Regions from separate parts of the Mus musculus genome. Here region 2 is linked to region 1. The links are chromatin loops, found by intact Hi-C in ENCODE. Cell type or tissue: gastrocnemius. All regions are shown on one strand. Links, peaks and the distances in the headings refer to the core of each region. The heading gives the core; the rest is flanking DNA.

What was found. Hi-C counts contacts between places; a loop is a spot of excess contacts. Peaks named below come from ENCODE experiments on the same cell type or tissue, not always from the same donor. Only the 100,000 strongest peaks of a DNase experiment are listed, where the experiment ranks them.
Region 2: it touches region 1 in a loop (2.0-fold over the local background); 3 of 42 quality-filtered maps call a loop at or near these places.

What each region holds. Positions count from the first base shown.
Region 1 is chr16:94,241,596-94,246,973 of GRCm38, reverse strand. All of the region lies in intron 5 of Hlcs (holocarboxylase synthetase (biotin- [propriony-Coenzyme A-carboxylase (ATP-hydrolysing)] ligase)), which reads left to right. It also overlaps the pseudogene Gm6363. Among named protein-coding and RNA genes, the nearest start is that of Hlcs, 46 kb to the left of the region's middle. In gastrocnemius, for the core only: a CTCF peak has its summit at 2,888 (motif pointing right); a DNase peak (open chromatin) is centred at 1,119; H3K4me3 peaks cover 568 bases; H3K27ac peaks cover 364 bases.
Region 2 is chr16:94,194,329-94,199,706 of GRCm38, reverse strand. The region is part of intron 6 of Hlcs (holocarboxylase synthetase (biotin- [propriony-Coenzyme A-carboxylase (ATP-hydrolysing)] ligase)); the gene reads left to right. Among named protein-coding and RNA genes, the nearest start is that of Hlcs, 93 kb to the left of the region's middle. In gastrocnemius, for the core only: no CTCF peak of the experiment used is centred there; no DNase peak of the experiment used is centred there; H3K27ac peaks cover 600 bases.

The DNA of each region.
Region 1 (5,378 bases), core at 275-5,274:
GCCATGACTAGGAACTTGTGGGATACACCCAGACCATAGCAGGAAGTACGAAGAGGCCAGGTGAGTCCACTTCCGGGAGAGCTGAGCAGGCTTTTCCAACTGGCACCCCAGGCATGGTTTCCTTGGCTTTGCCCCCTTCACATTCCCCAAACTGTCAGAAGTTGGTTTGTGTTGGACTCTGACAAATGGCGGGCGTTTCGCATAAGGCACGGCTAATGAAGGCCTTGGAGACTCCTGCGGATGCCGACCCAAACCCAGGAGTCCTGTGAGTGGAAGTCCACCCCTCTTGTTGTAAGGGCAGCGCCTGATTCCTGCCTAAAGCCTCCCTTTGTCTAGGAGCCCTCCCCTTCCCTGTGCTCCTAGAACTAGCCTGGTTGGCCCGGAGGAGGTGTGAGGCCCATAAAACCAGCCTCGTTAGAAATGACTTATTCATTTCTCCTGTTACTGTTTCCCCTCAAGCCCTTTGTGGTCTTCACTAGTTGGCAGGGTGGTGGGGGTCGGTGGGGGAAGGGTTGGGGGTGGTGGAGGGGTAGAAAGTAGTAAATCTAGGGCCTTTTACTACAACTGAGCCAGGCTATCACTTTACTGGACACATACTGAGTGCCTACTTCGCAGAGGCACTGGTGTGGATGGAGATGGGGAGGAGCACGCCCCTCAGATTCATCTCACAGGTGGTGTGTATAGTAGACTGTGGTGGTTTAAATGAGGTGTGTCCCCTGGTCTCACCCTTGGGGACTCAGGGTGTTTCTTCAGGGGTGTGGCTTTACTGCAGGGGTGTAGTCACCAGGGGGTGGTCTCGGAGTCGCTGCCTAACCTCACTCTCAGTTCCCTCTCTCTGTCTCGTGCCCACAGTTGAGGGCGTGAGCTCTCAGCTTCCTGTTCTGGCCACCGCTCCCACTGTTGTGCCTCCCAGCCAGGAGAAACTACCCGCTCAAATCCCACCACCTCTCAAATCCACCATTCCTTCCATAAGCCCGTCGGCTTTATCTCATTGTGTTTGGACACAACGGAAAGGTAGCTAAGAGTCGCAGAGTTCCTGTTCCAGTTTGGCCTAGGTTCTGGCAGAGAGGATCAGAGTGTGCAGAAAGGCAGATGGCAGCAGGGACAGAAGCCAGGCCTGGTCTGTGAGTACCCTCCCCAGTCAGCGCCCAGTCCTCCCTCACCCTCTGCACTGTCCGAGGGTCGGGGTCCTCCCGCGCCCACCTCTGGTGGGTTCCATTGTGAGGCTGTTCTGTGTTCCGTGTGCTCGTAGCCCCAATGAGAGGCTCTTCCCGTTTGCTCCTCCCGTCCTGTGGGCCCCGGGTGCCTCATTGCCCCTCACTCTGATTCTTTCAACTCTGCCCACACTTCCGTGAAGAGATCTTTATTGGACATTCTGAACGCACTATATCCTGCCCAAACCGGATCGCCGTGAGGCCAGGAGTAACTCTGCTACGCGATAAACTTTGTTCTGTGTGAGAGATGTCATCTGTCAGAATAGAAGCAGCAGGGAGATGGCGAATCCAAGCTTCAGATTGAAGTTCCTCGTACTGAGCTCCAAGCTGCACCCCTGTATTATCACTACCCCCAACTTGCACTTGCCAGAGTTTGCATCTGTCTGGGGCACTGTTAGCAGGCCATAATAGTCTGTGTTACTTGGACCTGAGTAAGGCGGGGGGCCATTGCTGGAGACCGTGGGGAGGAATAAGAGCAAGAATTCCGGGGCAGGTGGATTTGGTTTCATGGCATCAAGTTCCAGCTCTGCCACTTGTTGCCTGTGTGATTGTGAGGCAGGTTGGACAGGTGGGATGTTATGGTGGCGTGGGGAGGGAGAGGAGTACTCCCCTCCAGCCCCCCCCCCCCCCGGAGTCTAAAGCCCCTGGCGAGCTGAGAGCCAACATTTGCTGTGAAGAGTACCAACATAGCTGGGAGGCTGACAAGAGGGCTCAGTGGGTAAAGGGGCTTGCTGCCAAGCCTGACCAACTGTGATCCCAAAGACTCACCTAGCTGAAAGAGAATGGACTCACTCCTGTAAGCTTTTCTCTGGCCTACACACACACACACACACACACACACACACACACACACACACACAGGAGGTGACTCAGTGAGCAAGAGCGTTTGCTTTGGAAGCGTGGGGACCTGGTGGTTTGGGTCCCAAGTACTAGCAAAACCCGGGTGCAGGGGCTGTGGGTAGCTCTGTGACTAAGTGCGCTTACTACTTTTACAGAGGACCTGAGTTTGGTTCCCAGCATCTACAGGGTGGCTCACAACTGTTGAAACACTCAAACACACGAAAATAATAAAATCTTAAAACAAACACACAGACAAAACTTCTGCATGTGGCTTCACTGGCCTGTAACCCCAGCACTCTGTAGCAGAGATAAGGAGATCCTGGGGCCACCCCCAGTCAGACACAGTGAGGTCTGGGGTCAGGGAGACACCCTGCCTTGAGGGCATAAGGCCAAAGGTGCTGGAGGATACAGTAGGTCCCCTCCCCTTCCCCCATCACTTTCAAAGGCATGCACAAGAGTGTTAATTGGAAAGAGGTTTCAGGCCCCACTGTATATGGCCCCTAGCAAAGGCCCACTCCTCCCTCGGATGTTTTATAGGCAACTCACGAATAGGCTTTGCTTAAGGTGGAGAGTCTCTGACTTCTTACATCCCAGGTCTTCTAGCTTTACCTCGTGAACTGGAGTCCTGCCAGGTGCACACTGTGACTATTCTTGGACATGCCTCGCTTTCTCTCAGAACATCTTTCTAATAACTCCTTTTCTTATATGTTAAACAGGTCTCTCAGAGGTGGGGAGATGGCTCCATGCATAAAATTCCTGCTGTGCAAATTGAGGGCCTGGGCTCAAATCCCAGAGTCCATGTAATCTAGTGTTGTCTTCCTGTAGTGAGGTGAGAGGCAGACACCAGAGGGTGCTGGGAGTTTGCAGGGCCAGCCAGCCTGGTATGTGTCAAACAAGAGATCCTGTCCCAGATGGAGTAGAAGGACAAGGGGCTGTCTTCAAGCGTCTGCTGTGGCAAACGTGTGTCACAGTCACATACACAAACACACACATTTTATAATGTACATGCATATTATGTGCAAACAGGCACAAACTATTGATTTTAATAAACTTCAACTCTGCTCACTACTGACTTGTCCTGAATTTTCAGTGGCAAAGCCAAGAATCTGGTTTTACCTGGTTACCTGGAGTTAGTTCTCAGTCTCCCCCACTCCCTCTCTCCCCCCCCCTCTCTCCTTCTCCCCCCTTCCCTGCCTTCCAGAGTCTTTATATAACCCTCCCTGTCCTGGAACTCACTCTGTAGAGCAGGCTGGCTTCAAACTCACAGAGACCCACCTGCCTCTGCCTCTCTCATGGCGCTAGCACACCCTGCTGAGTGGAGCTCTCCTCTGGCTGCTTTCAGTGGGGGCACAGGACGACCACCTTGGCTTTCTTAGGCGATCTTTTCTGTCCGGTGGGAGGTCCGAGGCACACAGTGACGTCCTCTGGTTTGCATTACCTAGAGCAGTGCTTGGGAGGGCCAGGTGCTTTGGAGACGGTGGCAGTTTGAGTTACCGTTCTGTCGCTGTGATAAGACACCACGACCAGGTCCCATATTGAACTCGAGTTGGAAGAGGCGAGTCCGGTCTCAAAATGGAGGGCCATGATCCAAAGGAACCAGAGCAGCTGAGGAAGCTGTTTATTGGTGGTCTGAGCTTTGAAACCACAGATGATAGCTTAAGAGAACATTTTGAGAAATGGGGCACACTTACAGACTGTGTGGTAATGAGAGATCCCCAAACAAAACGTTCCAGAGGCTTTGGTTTTGTGACCTACTCTTGTGTTGAAGAGGTGGATGCTGCAATGTGTGCTCGGCCACACAGGGTTGATGGGCGTGTGGTGGAACCAAAGAGAGCTGTTTCTAGAGAGGATTCTGTAAAGCCTGGTGCCCATTTAACGGTGAAGAAAATTTTTGTTGGTGGTATTAAAGAGGATACGGAAGAATATAACCTGAGAGACTACTTTGAAAAGTATGGCAATATTGAAACCATAGAGGTTATGGAAGACAGGCAGAGTGGGAAAAAGAGAGGATTTGCTTTTGTAACTTTTGATGATCATGACACAGTTGATAAAATTGTTGTTCAAAAATACCACACTATTAATGGGCATAATTGTGAAGTGAAAAAGGCCCTTTCTAAACAAGAGATGCAGTCTGCTGGATCACAGAGAGGTCGTGGAGGTGGATCTGGCAACTTTATGGGTCGTGGAGGAAACTTTGGAGGTGGTGGAGGAAACTTTGGTCGTGGAGGAAACTTTGGTGGAAGAGGTGGCTATGGTGGTGGAGGTGGTGGCAGCAAGGGTAGTTATGGAGGTGGTGATGGTGGATATAATGGATTTGGAGGTGATGGTGGCAACTATGGTGGTGGTCCTGGTTACAGTAGTAGAGGAGGTTATGGAGGTGGTGGACCAGGATATGGAAACCAGGGTGGTGGATATGGTGGTGGAGGAGGAGGCTATGATGGTTACAATGAAGGAGGAAATTTTGGTGGAGGTAACTATGGTGGTGGTGGAAACTATAATGACTTTGGAAATTATAGTGGACAGCAACAATCAAATTATGGACCCATGAAGGGGGGCAGTTTTGGTGGACGAAGCTCAGGCAGTCCCTATGGTGGTGGCTATGGATCTGGAGGTGGAAGTGGTGGATATGGTAGCAGAAGGTTTTAAAATAAAGCAGAAACGGCTACAGTTCTTAGCAGGAGAGAGAGCGAGGAGTTGTCAGGAAAGCTGCAGGTTACTTTGAGACAGTCGTCCCAAATGCATTAGAGGAACTGTAAAAATCTGCCACAGAAGGAACGATGATCCATAGTCAGAAAAGTTACTGCAGCTTAAACAGGAAACCCTTCTTGTTCAGGACTGTCATAGCCACAGTTTGCAAAAAGTGCAGCTATTGATTAATGCAATGTAGTGTCAATTAGATGTACATTCCTGAGGTCTTTTATCTGTTGTAGCTTTGTCTTTTTCTTTTTCTTTTCATTACATCAGGTATATTGCCCTGTAAATTGTGGTAGTGGTACCAGGAATAAAAAATTAAGGAATTTTTAACTTTTCAATATTTGTGTAGTTCAGTTTTTGTACATTTTAGTACAGAAACTTTAACAAAATGCAGTTTCAAAGGTGTTTCCTTGTGAGTTAACACGTGAAGAAGATCATTGTTAATTACTATTTTGTATGAATTTTGCTAAAGTTAACTGTAAAGAAACACCTACTGACTTGCAATTTAAGGGGAATCTATTCTCCCCATTTCCAAAACAATGATGAATGGGCGCTGACATGTGGAGAGAATAGATAGATATTTGTATGTTTGCAATGTGTGTTTTAGATAATTAGAATTGGGAAATAAAA
Region 2 (5,378 bases), core at 213-5,212, 47 kb after region 1:
TTTATCCCGCCACAAGCACACCTGGGACAGGTAACAGACGACTTTAGTTCAGTACTTTCTGGGTCATTGTTAGAATAACATCACTTAAATGAAATTTATTCATAGTACTGTTGTATCAATACATCCCTTATTATTTTAGGATTGGATTTCCATGAATAACAAGAATGTTGGTGTTGTCTTCAGTGGGGTTTCATTATTGCAGTTCTAGAATGGACGTTTTCTTCAAAATCTCCATTTTCTCCTTCATTAACTAAGGAGCAAATTAGACGTGCATTTAGCCTGTGTCTGCCTAATGTTATTTTTAGAAGCCTTCTCACCTCTTTCCCCCTCCTTTGGGGTTTCTGGGTTTTTTTTCCTCAGCTCTGCTTTGCTCTCCCAATCACCGCAATTAAAATAAGCACCGTCCAGAAGTGGGGAGGAAAAGTGGAGGGGAGGAGGAAGAGGAGAGGGATTGCAGAGATCTCTCAAACAATACAGAGAGATGTATCCATAGGAAACCAAGCCAGGACAACAGCACCGTCAGCCAGTGTGGAAGATTGTTTACTCATAGGAAGGAAAGCTCCTTAAAGGTTAAAGATCCAAGCAAAGCCAGAGAGGCCTACGCGCCTGGCCTGATGATACAGCTGTGTGTCAGCTCCCGCCACCAATGTTCCGTTGATCAGTGGAGGAGAACGTATGGGGAATGCTGCCATCGAAGGGTTAATGTTTCTATTGTGGGTCCAGGAATTGAGCGCTTTCTCAAGAACATCAGGCGCCCAGTACAAATGTGGGAAAGATCTAGATGTCATTATTAATAAAAATAGAAATAACACATTTTTTTTGCATGCTAAATTAGTAGGGATTAAAGTTCCTCGGGGGTTGGAGGGATGGCTCAGCAGGCAAAGCTCTTGCTATATCAGCGTGAGGACTTAAGTTCAGATCTCAGACATCCACACGGGTGAGTGTGCAATCCGTGCTCTACCCCACACAAGTTATTTGGGCAGCAGCACCAGGCTAAGGATGCTCTTGTACTTGTGGATTTAATATAGCCTCCTTGGCTACCTTGTGCGTTAAATACCTCCATTGTGTGTACTCTTGAACGCTACAACCCAGTTCTTAGGAATTTAACCCGAGGACAATGGGGTGACGTGTATGTGTGTGGCTGTTTGTTGATCCATGATTTATAATACAGGAAACACCACCCATGTCCAGTATATATATTTTATACATAGCTAATTATACATTCTATACATCTATTACATAGCTCTAACAGATCGTAAAACACATCCAAAAATAATACATATAGCATTACCCATTTTTTTATAATTAAAAAGTTTATGTTTGCATCTAAATAAGATCAAAATTTACCAGGCTTTCTCCTGGGCTGGGAGGACAGGAGACCTCTTCTTTTTATCATTTCATACCATGCAGTGTGAGTGTTCCAACTCCCACTATTTATAAAATCGGTTTAAGCTGAATGCCTTGGGCCAGCCAGCCAACTGACTTAGATTTTTGTGTTTCTGAAAAGGCTACAAACCTTGTGAGAGCTGTACTTGGAATGGCTCTTTGCAATTCTCCCTGCTTGCTAGAGGGATGCCAGCATTGTTGGACCAATCAGGCCCAAGGTCCGGGTTATTGACAGGGTTGTCGCAGCAGAACTACATGTGGCTGAGCTGTTTGCTCTCAGGTTTAGCAGTTATTTAGACAGGGGACTCTTTATTTGAGCTCAGGCCAGAGGGGCTGAGTCTCAAGGTTGAAGAGTAAAAAGAAGGCATAAGGCAAAAAATTCTTTTTCTGTGTAGATTCCTAGGGGCTGTATTGTCTTCCCTTCACCGCTGTGTCACAGTTAGGACCAAGTCTTCCATTCCGCTGCCACTGTTAGGACCAGCCGCATGCTTTCATCAGCTACATTGCTTGCTTAACCAAAACCAAAGTAGGTAATAGTATATAGGAACAACATCCCCGAGTCTAGATGGACTTCCCCTTGGACAGACCTCTCCCTGGACAGACCTCTCCTTGGACAGACCTCCCTCTGGACAGACCTCTCCCTGGACAGACCTCTCCTTGGACAGACCTCCCTCTGGACAGACCTCTCCCTGGAAAGACCTCCCTCTGGAAAGACCTTCCCCTGGACAGACCTTCCCCTGGACAGACCTTTCTCTGGACAGAGTTCCTCCCATACAGATCTTTCTCTGGACAGACCTCCCTCTCGACATACGTTCCCCTGGACAGACATCCCTCTGGACAGACCTTCCCCTGGACAGAATTTCCCCTGGACAGACCTCCCTCCAGACATACTTTTCCCTGGACAGACATCCCTCTGGACAGACCTTCCCCTGGACAGAACTTCCCCTGGACAGGCCTCCTTCCGGACAGACTTTCCCCTGGACAGACCTCCCCTTTGGACAGACTTTCCCTAGAAGTAAGTAGAAGCAACATTCATGAGAACCAGCTGCCATGATTGGTGCCACAAGTCCAGCCCCTGGGGCAGTGTCTTGATGACCCCAGAAGAGGACAGAGGAACCTAGCATTTATTGTCCAATGTATTGAGTTTTAGAGCTCTAGAAGGTGGTAGAACCCATTTTACAGATGAGCAAAAAGGCTCTACGGCCACTTGACCAGGAGATGCATAACTTGAATCCAAGTCTGGCCAACGATCCTTTCCCCTTCTCCATAAAGAGAGGCATTTAGAGGTCTGGGCTACCAAAACCAATGCGAGATAATACCTCAGTAGCCACCATTCTGAATTCAAAGGGGAAGGTATACACTATGCCTGTTCCTTACAAACACCCCTACCAACTGCTGCCACTTCACCAAAGATGACCCTGCCATGCCATGGACACCTCGTCCTCTCTACCAACTGTCTGTTCAGGTTTACCAGGAATGTGTTTTTGTTTGTTTGTTTGTTTGTTTGTTTGTGAGACAGGATTTCTCTGTATAGCCCTGGCTGTCCTGGAACTCACTCTGTAGACCAGGCTGGCTTCGAACTCAGAAATCCGCCTGCCTCTGCCTCCCAAGTGCTGGGCTTAAATGCGTGTGCCACCACCACCGGGTCCTGGATCGTGTTGTTTAAACAGTCTTGGTCTTTACAACATTGACTAAGAGTGTTCTGGAAGGTTCTAGGTTTATCTTGAAGACACTAAGAGAGAAGCAGGAATGTTCCAAGGGATGTCTGAGCATCGTGGGGTTGTGTCACTGCGCTGACTCTCCTGATTCTGATAAAAGATGTCTCTCATCATTCCTTGCCTCCCTGGTGTCCCTCACACAGACCCCCCTGGAAGGGAGTGGAGAGGTAGCTTTGGAGTGTAAGGGAGAAAACACAGGCTCTGGGCACATTTATGACTGTGAACTCAAAGTTTGCTGCCGTTTTTTTGCTTTGTTTTGTTTAAAAAATGTCACCATTGAAATGGATAAAAGTTATTATTAAGCTCATTTCCTGTGTTAATTTTTTTTTTCCTTTTTTCGCATGTGGTCATAGGAAATACCCGGAGAAAGAGTCAAGCCTATCTAAGCTTGGAAAGAAATCCACAGTGGTGGGTTTGCACATCGGCCTTAATTGGCCCAATTGACCTTCCCTGCTGTATTTACAATTGCCTCAAAATTGTAAACAGATGTTGGAGCCCTGCTTTAATGGCCTCCCACATCTGCTTCGCCAGCATGCTGCCCACCAAAGCAGCTGTAATTAGGGAGCACCTAGTGACTACCTCCTTCCTTATGGGCCCAATCGATTGGGTTTCTCTCTGCAGGATTTAAGTCCACTCTCATTCTTGCTTTTATTTGAATATGTCTTGCATCATGTTTTCTTAGGCAGAGAGGTCTGTCAGCCAAGTAGAGAAAGAAAAAGAAAAATACCCATGCTAAATATTCTCCAGACATGATAAAGACTTTCTGCGCACAGAGGCCAAGCCTTGGGAATGGGCTTTGCTCTTTCCTGCTGCATAGTGTGCTCTGCAAACCAGTGAGAGATACTGAAATCTTTAAAAGGGTGGGAGGATGATTTATTTTTTAGTTAATAGGATTCAGTTTTGAGGAGGGTTTTTTTTTTTTTTTAAACTTTAAATCGTATGTCTCTGTATGTGGATGTGTCCATGTGAGAGCAGGTTCCTTCAGTAAGTCAGAGGCATCAGATTCCCTGGAACTGCAGTTACAGGCCAACTGTGAGCTTCCTGATATGTGTGCTGGGAACCAAACTTGGGTTTTCTGCAGGAGCAGTACATGCCCTTAACCACGAGCGAGGAGCGCCAGCTCTTAAAGGCACGATCCCATTGCCCTTAGAGGAGTGTTACATTGACAGGATGTATGGTGCTTGCATGGGTCCCTGCCTATTCCCTCTGAATTGTCCTGTGTCTCTCCACCCTACTGTGTTTCTCTGTTACAAGTAACTCTTACTGCTCTTACTGCTGTGGGGCTCTTACGGTTTATGAGTCTCTGTTGATACATTGTTTCTAAGTTCATCATTATATATGTTTATGAGCCTCTGTTGATACATTGTTTCTAAGTTCATCATTATTTACATTACTGTCGGTTCCCTGGGTTATACACTCTGTAGATTTTACAAAAATATACCGGCCTGTGTATCTACCCACTACATTTTCTTCTAGAATAGTTTTGCTGTCTTAGCCCTCCTGTGTGTGAAGTATCGGAGGGAGCGTGACTAGAAGACATCTGTGTTTGCCACAGATACCATCAGTGCCAGGAGGGCATTACTGATTGGCCAAATTTTTATATACAATATGTTTATTTTAAAAAATTTCAAGGGTTGGCATGATGGCTTACACCTTTAATACTGTCATCTTAAAATGTAAGTTAGTGTTATTTAAAATCGTAAAGTGGGGTATAATTTGTGATGTGTAAAATTCATCTACTCTAGTTCCTTTTTTTATCATTTCTCTATTTCTCTGTCAAAAAAAAATCAAATTCCTATTAATTTTCCTAATGAAGATTATCAATTTAGCCAGAAGCAAGTTTAGCTTAGCCTGTTGTTCTTTTCATTACCTAGGAAGATCACATCAGGAATAAATGTTAATTTAAAACATGAGATATTCTTTCTATTCCTAACTTTCCTAGTTGTTGTGACCAGTTATCTGACAAAATTCAACTTAAGGGAGCGGGAAGCGCTTAGTTGGGTTGATAGTCTGAGGGACACAGGGAGGCATGGCCACAGGAACCAGGGAGAGCGAGGTAGCTGCGCACACTGAGTCTGCAGTCAGAGTTCCGGAATGGGGCAGGAAGTGAGGTGACACTCCCCCCAGCAAAGACTCCGCTCCACAGCCTCCCAACACCGCCACTAACTGGGGAGCACATGTGCACGCACAGGAGCCTGTGGGGAACTTCACACATTCAGAGCGCAGCAGAGATGGTTATTATTTGAGCCTCATGACTTCTGCATGAGCAGTTTA